Regions from separate parts of the Homo sapiens genome. Here region 1 is linked to region 2. The links are chromatin loops, found by intact Hi-C in ENCODE. Cell type or tissue: heart right ventricle. All regions are shown on one strand. Links, peaks and the distances in the headings refer to the core of each region. The heading gives the core; the rest is flanking DNA.

Region 1 (5,184 bases), core at 345-4,344, 270 kb before region 2:
AGAATCCTTATCTGAGGATAGGGAACTGCAGCCTCTGTACAAAACAGCTGTAAGTGGTTCTCTACCTAGGAATGGCTCTGCCCAATTTCGAGGTATCTTTGCAGAATCAGAGCCTAACATGTGCTGAATCCAGAGTAGTTGCTAGAAGAAAACCTGATTTACTTCTTCCTCTCTTAAATAGCAGAGTCTGAGCTATGTTTGTCCTCAGACCTGAAGGAAATAGCATCCTGGATGGGGCAATGGGCTCCGGTCGTCTCACGGTTCTCCCAGGCTTCAGTTTAGCAGTGTCGAGCATGGGGGTTGTCCAGAGGTCAATGCCTTCATACTTGTGCTTTGTTTTTTGTGTTTTCCTCATCCTCCCTGCCCCCTCCCCCTCATCTCCCCTGCTCTCTCCTCCTTCCCCAAGTACCCAGTGCCCCTAGGCGTTTCCGAGTCCGGCAGCCCAACCTGGAGACAATCAACCTGGAATGGGATCATCCTGAGCATCCAAATGGGATCATGATTGGATACACTCTCAAATATGTGGCCTGTACGTTCTGCCCTTCCCTTTCTCTTAGATAATCTGGGAACCAGAAACCCCATTCTCACCACTTTTCCTAAGGACTCAAGGTAGAAAGCCTGTGGGTGCAGATGGCATTGTGGAGGGATGGAGGGGCCAACGAAACAGTTCCCAATAGGATTAGGGGAGGCAGATGGGACTCAATCCCTGCTCTCCTTTCATAGTTCTGCCTGCAGGGAGCTTCTAGTCTCACTGATGAGACAAAGGGACCTCCAGTCTAATGAAGCAGACAGCCATGCCTTTAGGGATCTTTTGTAGTCTCCAACACGTACAGAGTCTAGGAGAGAGAGTTCCTCAAGCTCTGGAGCTTCCACCTGATGGGGTAGATAGTATACTCACAGGAGTCCACAGTCAGGACACCCCTTGACAAGATGTCATTTATGATAAGGCAGCTGCATGTAGAGCTGCCCGGTGACTGTGGGGTGACCCGAATCAGGAGCCTGGGTTGGAAAGACCCCACCTCAAGAGCTCAGCATCACCATGCAGGGACAGGAGTGCCATTACATTTGAAACACTTTAGGCCTTCAAAAGTAGGTAACGTACCTCGTTAGGAAACTCAAAGAGCCAAATGTTGTGTTGTTAGCAATTTTAATAGCCAACTCTGTGCTTGTATGCTGTTCTGAATTGATCTCTGGACCAGACCCTTTCACCCTTTGAGGTCCATTGAATAGGCACTTTACAAAGGAGGCATTAAGAATCAAAAGGCCTAGTGGCGTTGTCCTAGTTCTGTTTGAAAGGAAGAAAGAAAGTGAAGAGTTTTGTCCTTGTTGAAAGGGCTTAAGAATATAAACGGAATCTTTCTGAATCAGCCACATAACTCTGCAGTGAGCTAGAGACAACAGGATCAGTGAAGAAGGATTAACCCTGGGTGTAATCAAAGAGCCCGGAGGGAGTTCTTGCCGAGTGTTCTGCCTTTGAACCAAGCCTTTAAGATCACCAGGCAGGTGCCATCATTTCCCTTTCCAGCAAAGTCAGGAAAGTGTTCTTCCTCCAGCTTGCAGATTATATAACCCATCAATAAATGTTGCTAAAGTTTAATTCCACTTACCTCTCTCTCCCCAGTTAACGGGACCAAAGTAGGAAAGCAGATAGTGGAAAACTTCTCTCCCAATCAGACCAAGTTCACGGTGCAAAGAACGGACCCCGTGTCACGCTACCGCTTTACCCTCAGCGCCAGGACGCAGGTGGGCTCTGGGGAAGCCGTCACAGAGGAGTCACCAGCACCCCCGAATGAAGGTAGGTGCATGGCAGCAGCCCCTGGGGTAAAAGGTCCCAGCTAATTCCGAGGCCTAGAGAAACACTGAGATCTGTAGCTGGCTGCCTGGGATGGAGAGGAAATGAGACTTGCAAGTCCTCAAGCCCTCGGAAGGTGAGAACCCATCTTATGTGTGAGAGGTAGGTGCTGGCATTGTATCTGGAGCTCAGCTCTCCTTGGACCACTGTGGTCACACCTGGGTCCCCACTTGCCCTGACTTGCTCAGTCACTTGACATCTATCATCTTTCCTTCTTGTAGAGGAATAAGGAAGAGAGCATGAGTTGAGAAATGAGAGAAATCATAATGAACTCCAAAGAACAGTGAGTGTTCACCTCTTGAGGGAGGCAGGAATATGATTGTGAGTGCTCCCATGAGGGCTCTGGGGACAACCTTCTTTCTTCGAAGGCACATGGGTTCAAGGAGGTAGGGGAAACCGTCAGGATGACGCTGTTACTGGCATCATGAGTAGAGCAGAGAATGTGGTCCTTCCTTGCAGCCTGAATTGGATGCGTTGTCAGGCTGCAGAGAGGAGGAGGAGTTAGGAAACAGCCATTTGCCAAGCCAGCTTCACAAAGAGCAAATGAGTTCATCACCTGGGTCCAGGCGTCATCTGGCAGCATTTCAGCCCCACCAGAGCTGCACCTGCCTGAGGACTCCACTAGAGGGGGCTCCAGGCTCACCCGCACACGCACTGGCATCAGGGGAATGTGCAGTCTGGGACCTCTCGAGGAGGCAAGGCTGCAAAAGCCTCAATACTGGCACACCCTCTGGGAAAGGCTGGGGACCCCCGTGTGTCTCCAGAGATACAATGGTCTATTCAACAGCCATTTCTTGAGTACCCACAATGTGAGGTGCCAGACACTGCCACACACAAGGGATATACAAAGGTAACAAGAAGCTCACACCATCTAGAGGGGGAGTCATCTATAAGAATATCTAATTGCATGTCTAAATGAGGGGGCGCAGTGGCTGGGCAGAGAAGGGGATTCAGTCTTCACGGGAAGACTCCAGAGAAGAGGTGATGTGAGTGGGCACTCTGGAAGCTGACAAGTCATCGTGTCTGGTGCTTTCCACAGAAGGGTCAGGTCCCGTGGCCTGGCCCAGGCCCAGACGGGGTCTTCTGAATACCACCCCTACCCGCATTCCAGGAGAGCATCAGTGCTGCCTTCTCTGGGGCTACCAGGCCCGCTGCGTCACCCCGGGATCCCAGGCAGCTTCACAAGCTGCCCACATCCTTCCCCAGCCCACCACTCTAGCCAGTAGACCAGCGCTGAGGCAGGAGAAGAGGGGCCAGGCAGAAGCAGAGAAAGGCTGACAGCCCGCTCTGCATCCCTCTCTGGTCTCAGAAACCAGGAGTGAGTCACACAACCAGCTCTCCCTCCTGCTGTGCTCTTCTGCACTCTCCCAAGCCCCTGGGCACTCGGGAAGTTTATTAGGGCAGGGGGACTTAGGTTAGTGGCTGATGTGTGTCTGTCACCAAAGGCCAGGCCAGGCCAGGCCATGATGCACTTTCTTGATTACTCAATTCTGCAAATAGATAGATAAAGAGAGCCCCTTCTTCCCTCCCTATGTGCACCCCAATACAGAACATCAGATAACAAAGCCCTATTGTCCAGCCCCAGTAACCACCACAGAGAATGTTCTGCAGCCCCAGGGGACAAAAGGACAAATAGAGGCTTTTTTCTTAACTTAGGGCTTTGCAGAAAATTCAAGAATTTCACTTAGGGCTCTCAGTCCAAAAAAAAAAAAAAAAGAAAAAGAAAGAAAAAAGAAAGGGCTCTCAGTCCAAACTTGGGTTTCTAACTTCATAAAGTCCAACTGGAGGGGAAGAATTGGAGTGACGGAATACCAGGAGAGGGGCTCCAGGCTCCATCCTTCAAAGTTCCCGCCTTCCAAGGTTGCGATGGTGTGGAGTGGGTGCAGCTGAACATGCTCCCTCTCTCCTATCCATCCCACTATTCAGCATCTTCCCCCAAAGACAGGAACCATCCTTTTGACTGGAGTTGGTGTCCTCCCACACCACCTACTCCTTATCCCCTCAATTCCTGGCATCATGGAGCGTCACCCAGCCTGCTCAAAGGTCATGCCAACCTAGCCAGAGCAGGACATGCTGTTGAGGACAGAGCTGGGAACATAATGCTCTGAGTGGACTGTCCCTGCAGCCACCTTTTAGATGTCCAGTCCTTGAATCGAGGTAGAAACAGTGTGTTAGAAAGGTCTCCAAGGCCCAGGTGGAAAGGTTTCTGTAGGAACATGCCTGACTCAGGTGGAGTTGACCGTGAACCCTGAATGCCAGTTGGCATCCTCAGGCCAGCAGCCAGCACCTGGCCACGCCGTCTGCATAAGGTTTGGGCTGGAACCTTCCCTGCTTTCCTTGTCCTGTGGTCTCACTTGTGCTCTGTTTTCTCTTCCCTTTTCCATCCTTTCTCCCTCTGTCTGGCCATCTTGGGCGCTGTGTTCTGAAGCTACTCCAACCGCAGGTACCGTACCAGCCGCGGAGGTAATGGGCATGGCATGGGGCAGCGCAGGCGGAGCCCAGCCCAGCCAGGGCGGACAAGGAGGGAGAGGCTCAGGCTGAAAGCATGCTCCAGACTCACCCTTTCAGTGGTTGGGAAGCCAGACTGTCAAGAGGGATGTGTGTGGAGGATGGGACCAGAGGAGAGCAAGCCCACTTTCCCCCCTTCCCAAACTATTTGCCCCCTGCTGAGTAGGAGAATGGCTCAGCAGGGGTCACACACACACCGGCCCTGACCTGCTCTCTGGAGCTGCAGTTTCATTCTGACACTGAGTAGATTACTTCCCGTTAACCACCTGAGTCCTTGCCTGGGCTTGACAGCTCAGAGCAGTGTCCCCAGCTGTGGCCCTAGAAGGCGCGCTGCAGCAGGAGCAGGGACAGCTGGCTCCTGGTGGGGCTGCCATCTCCTGAAAGGGTGAACATGCTGTGCATGCCAGCTTCGCATGCTGCATGGGGGCCCGGCACCGGCTCTGCCAGCCACCACGGGCTCTGCTCAGTGAGAACAAGCAAGCATGTCCATGGATAGGGCCAGGTGCTCCAGTTCCTGGAGTCTCAGCAGGCACCGTGGGCTGATTATCTCCTCACCCTTCAGAAACCCAGCTTTTCCAAGTCTTTATCGTTAAGAACAGTCTCCACTCTCGGGGTATGGGAGGTAGATCTACAGTGGACTAAGGTGCTGGGCAGCTCTGGGCTTAGGACCTGCTAATCAAGTTACTCCTCTCCAGTCCTCATGTCATGGGTTTGAGGGTCATCAAAGGGCTCTTCATCACAGTTGGCCTGTCCCCAGGCTGGAGAAACGAGGCAGGGGACCCCAGGGTTCCTTTCCAGGCCCTCCTCTGAGCCTGAATTACATC
Region 2 (5,184 bases), core at 844-4,843:
GTGGCCTCCATCTCTGCCAGGCCAGAGAGGAGGCGCCCCAGGGATGTCCAAGACTGACCAAGAAGTGCAAGTGATGTGGCTTACTCCACAGCTCCTTTTCTTTGCAAAAGAAGAGCTGCTTTGCAAGTGGTGTCCTTTCAGAGCCCACTGCTTTAGTGCCCTTGGCAGCTTTTCCCAGGTGTGCCTGCAACTCTCTTTGCTCCTGATGGCAGCTACTTCTTTGGCTTTTTCTGTTTCAGACCAAGTCTTCCAGGTACTGTCTGGAATACTGTGGTTTGTGTATGCATGTGCACATACATCCATGGTGAGGGAGCTTCAGGACCAGTCACCTATTTCAGTAAAACTTAGAAAGTGCCATGTGTTTGCACGAGGGCCCTGGGAGATAATGGTCCTATGTACCATTTGCAGCTAGGAGAAGTGAGACTCAGCTGCACAGAGTCTCCAAGGCTTGGCTCATTCACCCTCTCCTCCATCTCCTGATGCCACTGGTCTCACTCTCCAAGGCCGCCTCGTCCAAGCTGCTGCTTTGTAGTTGCTCCTGCCTCCTCACAGTTGTGAAGCGGCACGGACAGAACATGGAAGCCGCACAGCTAGCAAGTGGCAGGGTGTGGATTTTAGACCAGGTCTTCTGACTCCCAAGCACTCTGTGGGCCACTGAAAGGCTCATCCAGTGCCCAGCGAGCCCAGCTCTGGCACATCTTCCTGCCAGACACATTCACCTTAACCCCCTGTCTTTACGCCGTCCTCCCATCACATTTGTGGAAACAGTCTCAGCGCCTACAGTGACTTGACCAAGGTCACTTAGAAAGCATGGAAGTGAGTCTCACGCCCAGGGCTCTACAGGGCCTTTCCCACCATGCCACCATGCTTTGGGCTATCTGTTCCCCACCCCCACCACAGGAAGCTCTGCATCCTTGGCAGATTTGGGAACACGTCTCATGTATAAAGACGAGCAGGCTTAGAAAAGCATTGCTCTGCTGCTAGCTTGCCTGGCAGACATCTCCCTGGTTCTTGTTTGCTACTTTTCTCCTAGTGAACTATTGGTTCCCTCCTGAACCCCTGTTTTCCTGCTGTTCAGTTATTGTGCTGATGGGTAAGCTGCTCTTGGAGTGGAGCTATAACCTTCCATTAGGGAGCTGCCAGGTGCCTGTGTTGGGGGCAGCTCTCCCCAGTTCATTCTGGTGGTGCAGCATGGCCTTGCAGGAAACTCTTTCTGTTGCTTCTGAGCCCTCCTGATCCCGGGAAGCACAGAGAGACCTACCATGCAGAGTGAACCCCAGGGCTCTCAGCTCACTCGGCCCCTCCCCACCTGTCTCCTGCTGCCACTGCCTTCTCTTCCTTTTCCTCTGCTTAATAAGAAAAAGTTTAAAATGTTAGCTTGGGCTGGGCATGGTGGCTCACACCTGTAATCCCAGCACTTTGGGAGGCCAAGGCAGGTGGATCGTTTGTGCCCAGGAGTTCAAGGTCAGCCTGAGCAACATGGTGAAACCCCATCTCTGCAAAAACTAGCTAGACATGGTGGTGCACACCAGTAGTCCTAGCTACTTAGGTGGTTGAGGTGGGAGGATTGCTTGAGCCTGGGAGGTCAAGGCTGTAGTGAGGTGTGATCGTGCCACTGCACTCCAGTCTGGGTGACAGAGCAAGATCCTGTCTCAAAAAAAAAAAAAAAAAAAAATCCTAGCTTGGTGGGGCCTAGCCTGGAGCGGGCAGAGAAGGGGTATCTTGGCCGGGTGCAGTGGCTCATGCCTGTAATCCCAGCATTTTGGGAGGCTGAGGCGGGTGGATCACGAGGTCAAGAGATCAAGACCATCCTGGCCAACGTGGTGAAACCTCGTCTCTGTACTAAAAATACAAAAATTAGCTGGGCGTGGTGGTGCACGCCTGTAGTCCCAGCTACTTGGGAGACTGAAGCAGGAGAATCGGTTGAACCCAGGAGGTGGAGGTTGCAGTGAGCCAAGATCGCGTCAATGCATTCCAGCCTGGTGACAGGGCAAAACTCCATCTCAAAAAGTGAAAAAAGAAGGGGTATCTTGAGTATGAGAAGACCAAGCTGTCTTTGTTTCTACCTGAGACAGAACTGCAGTGGCTGGACTGCCTTTCATGGCAGCTAAATGAGGTAGATCATTTCATTGTTTTACGATGTCAGTATTGAGGGAGGATCAGTCTTATGCTAGGCACAGTGAATGGTCCAGATGAACATAAGATCTGATCCCTGCCTTATCATTTAATAGGGGCATAAGACCTATTTACAAATAACCCTTATGCAAGAACAGTGCTTGGTGCGAAAATATAAAGTCAAGATCCAGTACCATAGGAGGGGGATCATTTGCAGAAGTAGGGGAGCTGCCAGAAGTGTTCCCTGGCCCTACAGGTCAGAGCTGGCCCCAGAAATTGGGACCTATGTAATATGCTTTGCCAGGCTTCTTCACAAACCCCAAGTCATCAGCCAACCACAAATGTTTGTATAGTTTCCATGAGCCCAGGGTATGAGGACTCCTGATCTCAGTGATTTTGGCCTGCAAGCCCTGGCACTGGCTCCCAGAGATAGCACTGGGCCCTTATCTCTTCACACCTTCTTGAATTTGGGACTACCCAATCAACGTGACGCGTGTCGGCCATCAGTATTTAAGCCTGGAGTTCCTCACCAGACTCAAGTGGGTGCAGAATCCATGTCTTTCTGAACGACAGTTCTGCTGTGAGAAGCTGCCATTAGAGAGATCCAGCAGGCCCCAGGACTCAGCTGGCCAGCCGGTGACACTGCTCACTGCTCATTGTCCTCAGCTGTGGACCTCTGTCCCCCTCTGCTGGCCACTCACAGAATTTCCTGCTGGCACTGTCAAGATGAAGTCCAAGGAGGAAGAGACTGCTGTGAGTTTCCCATCTGTGCTTTATCTTGGGTGTTTTTGCCAGGGCAATGCTGGCAGAGACTGGGAAGCAGAAGCTAGTGCAGAAGTGGCCATTGGTGTCCAGGGCAGAGACTGGATTTCTGGGACAGGATCTCAGGGCAGAAGAATTCCCCTGGTGAGGCTGGCTGCTGTCAGCTTCCTCCAGGTGGTTATTGGAGTAGAGAAACTGCCTTGGAAGTGATGGTGCCTTAAGCCAACGGGCAGGGCAGCAGGGAGAGGAGGAGAGGACTCTGGCTGGAGCTGGCTGTGTTAGGATCTGCCAGGGAGCCCCCCTCCAGGCTCTAGTCTTTTTTGGCTTTGGAGAGCTCTTCGCTATCCTGGAAGGCTGGCTGGGAGGCTCACTTCCATTCCGAATCCATGAGACTGCTCTGTTTGTGAGAGGAGCTTCTGATCATGGGAGGCATTTCTGTGAGATGGGAGGGGTGAGGTGGAGTGCCTGTCTTCTGGGTGGTTGAAGGATGCAGGTGCACATGTCATGTGTCCTCGTGCACATCCCTTTCAACCCCCTTTGCCCCCCACCCCCACCCCTCCTCATTGATGCCTGTCACACCTGGGTGTCCTTATGCACACAACTCACAGTGGAACAGCTGGACTTGTGGAGGGGCATCTCATCAGAGCTCGGTCCTCCCGCGCTCGGTGATCCTCCCTGTCTCCTGCCAGATGGGAAGGAGCAGCCCGTGAGCCCCAGGGGAGGGGGAAATCTCCTAGAGCAATCCGCCCCTAATCCCCAGGCTGTGCCTCAGTCTGGAGATGGCGGCTGCAGAGTCTGGGAACTCAGGCACACCTGCTCGCAGCCCAGTGCTGCCCAGGGTCTGTGACCCCGGGGGCCTGACACAGTCCGCAGACAGCTGGGGCCTCAGAGCCCCGGGTACCTCATCGCCGGCACGGCTTCGGGAAACAGTGCCCACACAGGTGAGGCGTCTGGTGGGTGGAAGGAGAGAATTTCACCGGGCGGGGTGGAGTTGGGGGATGGGAAAAGGCCTGTTCTGCAGTTAGTCAGGTGGGCTGTGCTTACACTCCAGTCTCTCAGGGAGCTCTCCTCCAGGTATAGAGAACTGTTTGTGGGTGGGAGAAGGGAGGAGCCTTAGGCTGCCAAATGCTGGGAGAGCCCCTGGGGTTGGATGTGGGCGCCCTGTGCAGGAAGGCAGGTGAACCCTGGCAGAGATGCCTCCAGAAGCTGTGGCTATGTGGCACTTCAGCTGGGGCCCAGGCACCTTATTAAGTGGAGGGGTGTTCCTGGTTGTGGTCGCTTGTGTCTGTGAAGAAACAGTGACAGGAATGGGGACTGTGAAGGTCCAGTGAGTGCTGACCCCAGGGAGACAGTGGGAGAGGCCATAAGGAGTAAAATGTTTGGGTACTGAGAGTTTTTAGGGAATTCAGAGGATGGACAATGGAGAAGACCTGAATATGAGAGGGGAGCTCGGGGCCCCAACTGGGATCTGTGGGTGTGAGGAGACGAGGAGGGTGCAGGACATTTACTGGACAAAAGGGCTTTGTTCTCCACAGGGCAGACACTGAGGGGAGGATGTAGTTTTCATCAGAACTGAGGGGTGGCCCTAATGGAAGGGGCTAGAAGCCAAGGGTTAGATGAGAGGGATGTCTCCACCAGGACAAGAGAGTAGCCCTTAGGGTCAGGGCAGGAGGAAGAACTTGCTGGCCACAGGAGGTGGCAGGTGGAAGCCTCTACCTGGTGTCAGCTGATAATAGGCAGCTGGCTCTGCACTGCCTGGAGATGAGTAGTTGCTGCTTGAAAGGATGAGTGAGTGACTTTCCTTGTCTCTCGGTAGTTTGCACCTGAAATCCCCTTGTAGTAGAGCGAGATGCCTTTTAAAGCTACTGAGGGCATGCTCTGCCCTTCGAATCCCCCATGTGGCAGCTGGGGCCTTGCTACAGGGGTTTTGTCACCCCCTTGTGCCCATGGTGAACTGACTCAGGTCCATACTGCCCCACATGTGTCCCATTCAGTGTCTGAGCACGTGGTGCCTGCCCTCTTGAGAAAAGCCGCTTAGGCTCCCAGGCACCAATTAAACCGATAGGTAGGCTCTTTCTCCACCCCCACCCCTTTGCCCACCTGGGAGCACCCGGGTCAGCTGTGATGACACATCCAGAGCTGGAGTGAGCAGCTTCCTGTTACCCACATATCCTCACCAGGAAGGCAGAGAGCCACCAGCCCCACCGGGCTATTCCTGCTGAGTTGAAAAAATGGAATGGGGAAAGCCTCTGACTTCAGGACCAAGGGTTGGAATAATTTTTCCACCCTGCTCTTGCTGGAATGTTG

The links. A loop is a pair of places that touch in the nucleus more often than their neighbours do. Peaks named below come from ENCODE experiments on the same cell type or tissue, not always from the same donor. Only the 100,000 strongest peaks of a DNase experiment are listed, where the experiment ranks them.
Region 1: it touches region 2 in a loop (19-fold over the local background); 92 of 110 quality-filtered maps call a loop at or near these places.

The regions. Positions count from the first base shown.
Region 1 is chr1:204,987,012-204,992,195 of GRCh38, forward strand. It overlaps NFASC (neurofascin), which reads left to right. Exons shown (of 30, transcript NM_001005388.3): 22 at 407-529; 23 at 1,622-1,795; 24 at 4,281-4,295. Among named protein-coding and RNA genes, the nearest start is that of CNTN2, 54 kb to the right of the region's middle. RefSeq lists an enhancer at 2,624-2,713. In heart right ventricle, for the core only: a CTCF peak has its summit at 2,475 (motif pointing right); a DNase peak (open chromatin) is centred at 2,460; H3K27me3 peaks cover 602 bases.
Region 2 is chr1:205,253,549-205,258,732 of GRCh38, forward strand. All of the region lies in intron 2 of TMCC2 (transmembrane and coiled-coil domain family 2), which reads left to right. Among named protein-coding and RNA genes, the nearest start is that of TMCC2-AS1, 19 kb to the left of the region's middle. RefSeq lists an enhancer at 3,785-4,294. In heart right ventricle, for the core only: a CTCF peak has its summit at 2,810 (motif pointing left); a DNase peak (open chromatin) is centred at 2,793; H3K27ac peaks cover 1,007 bases.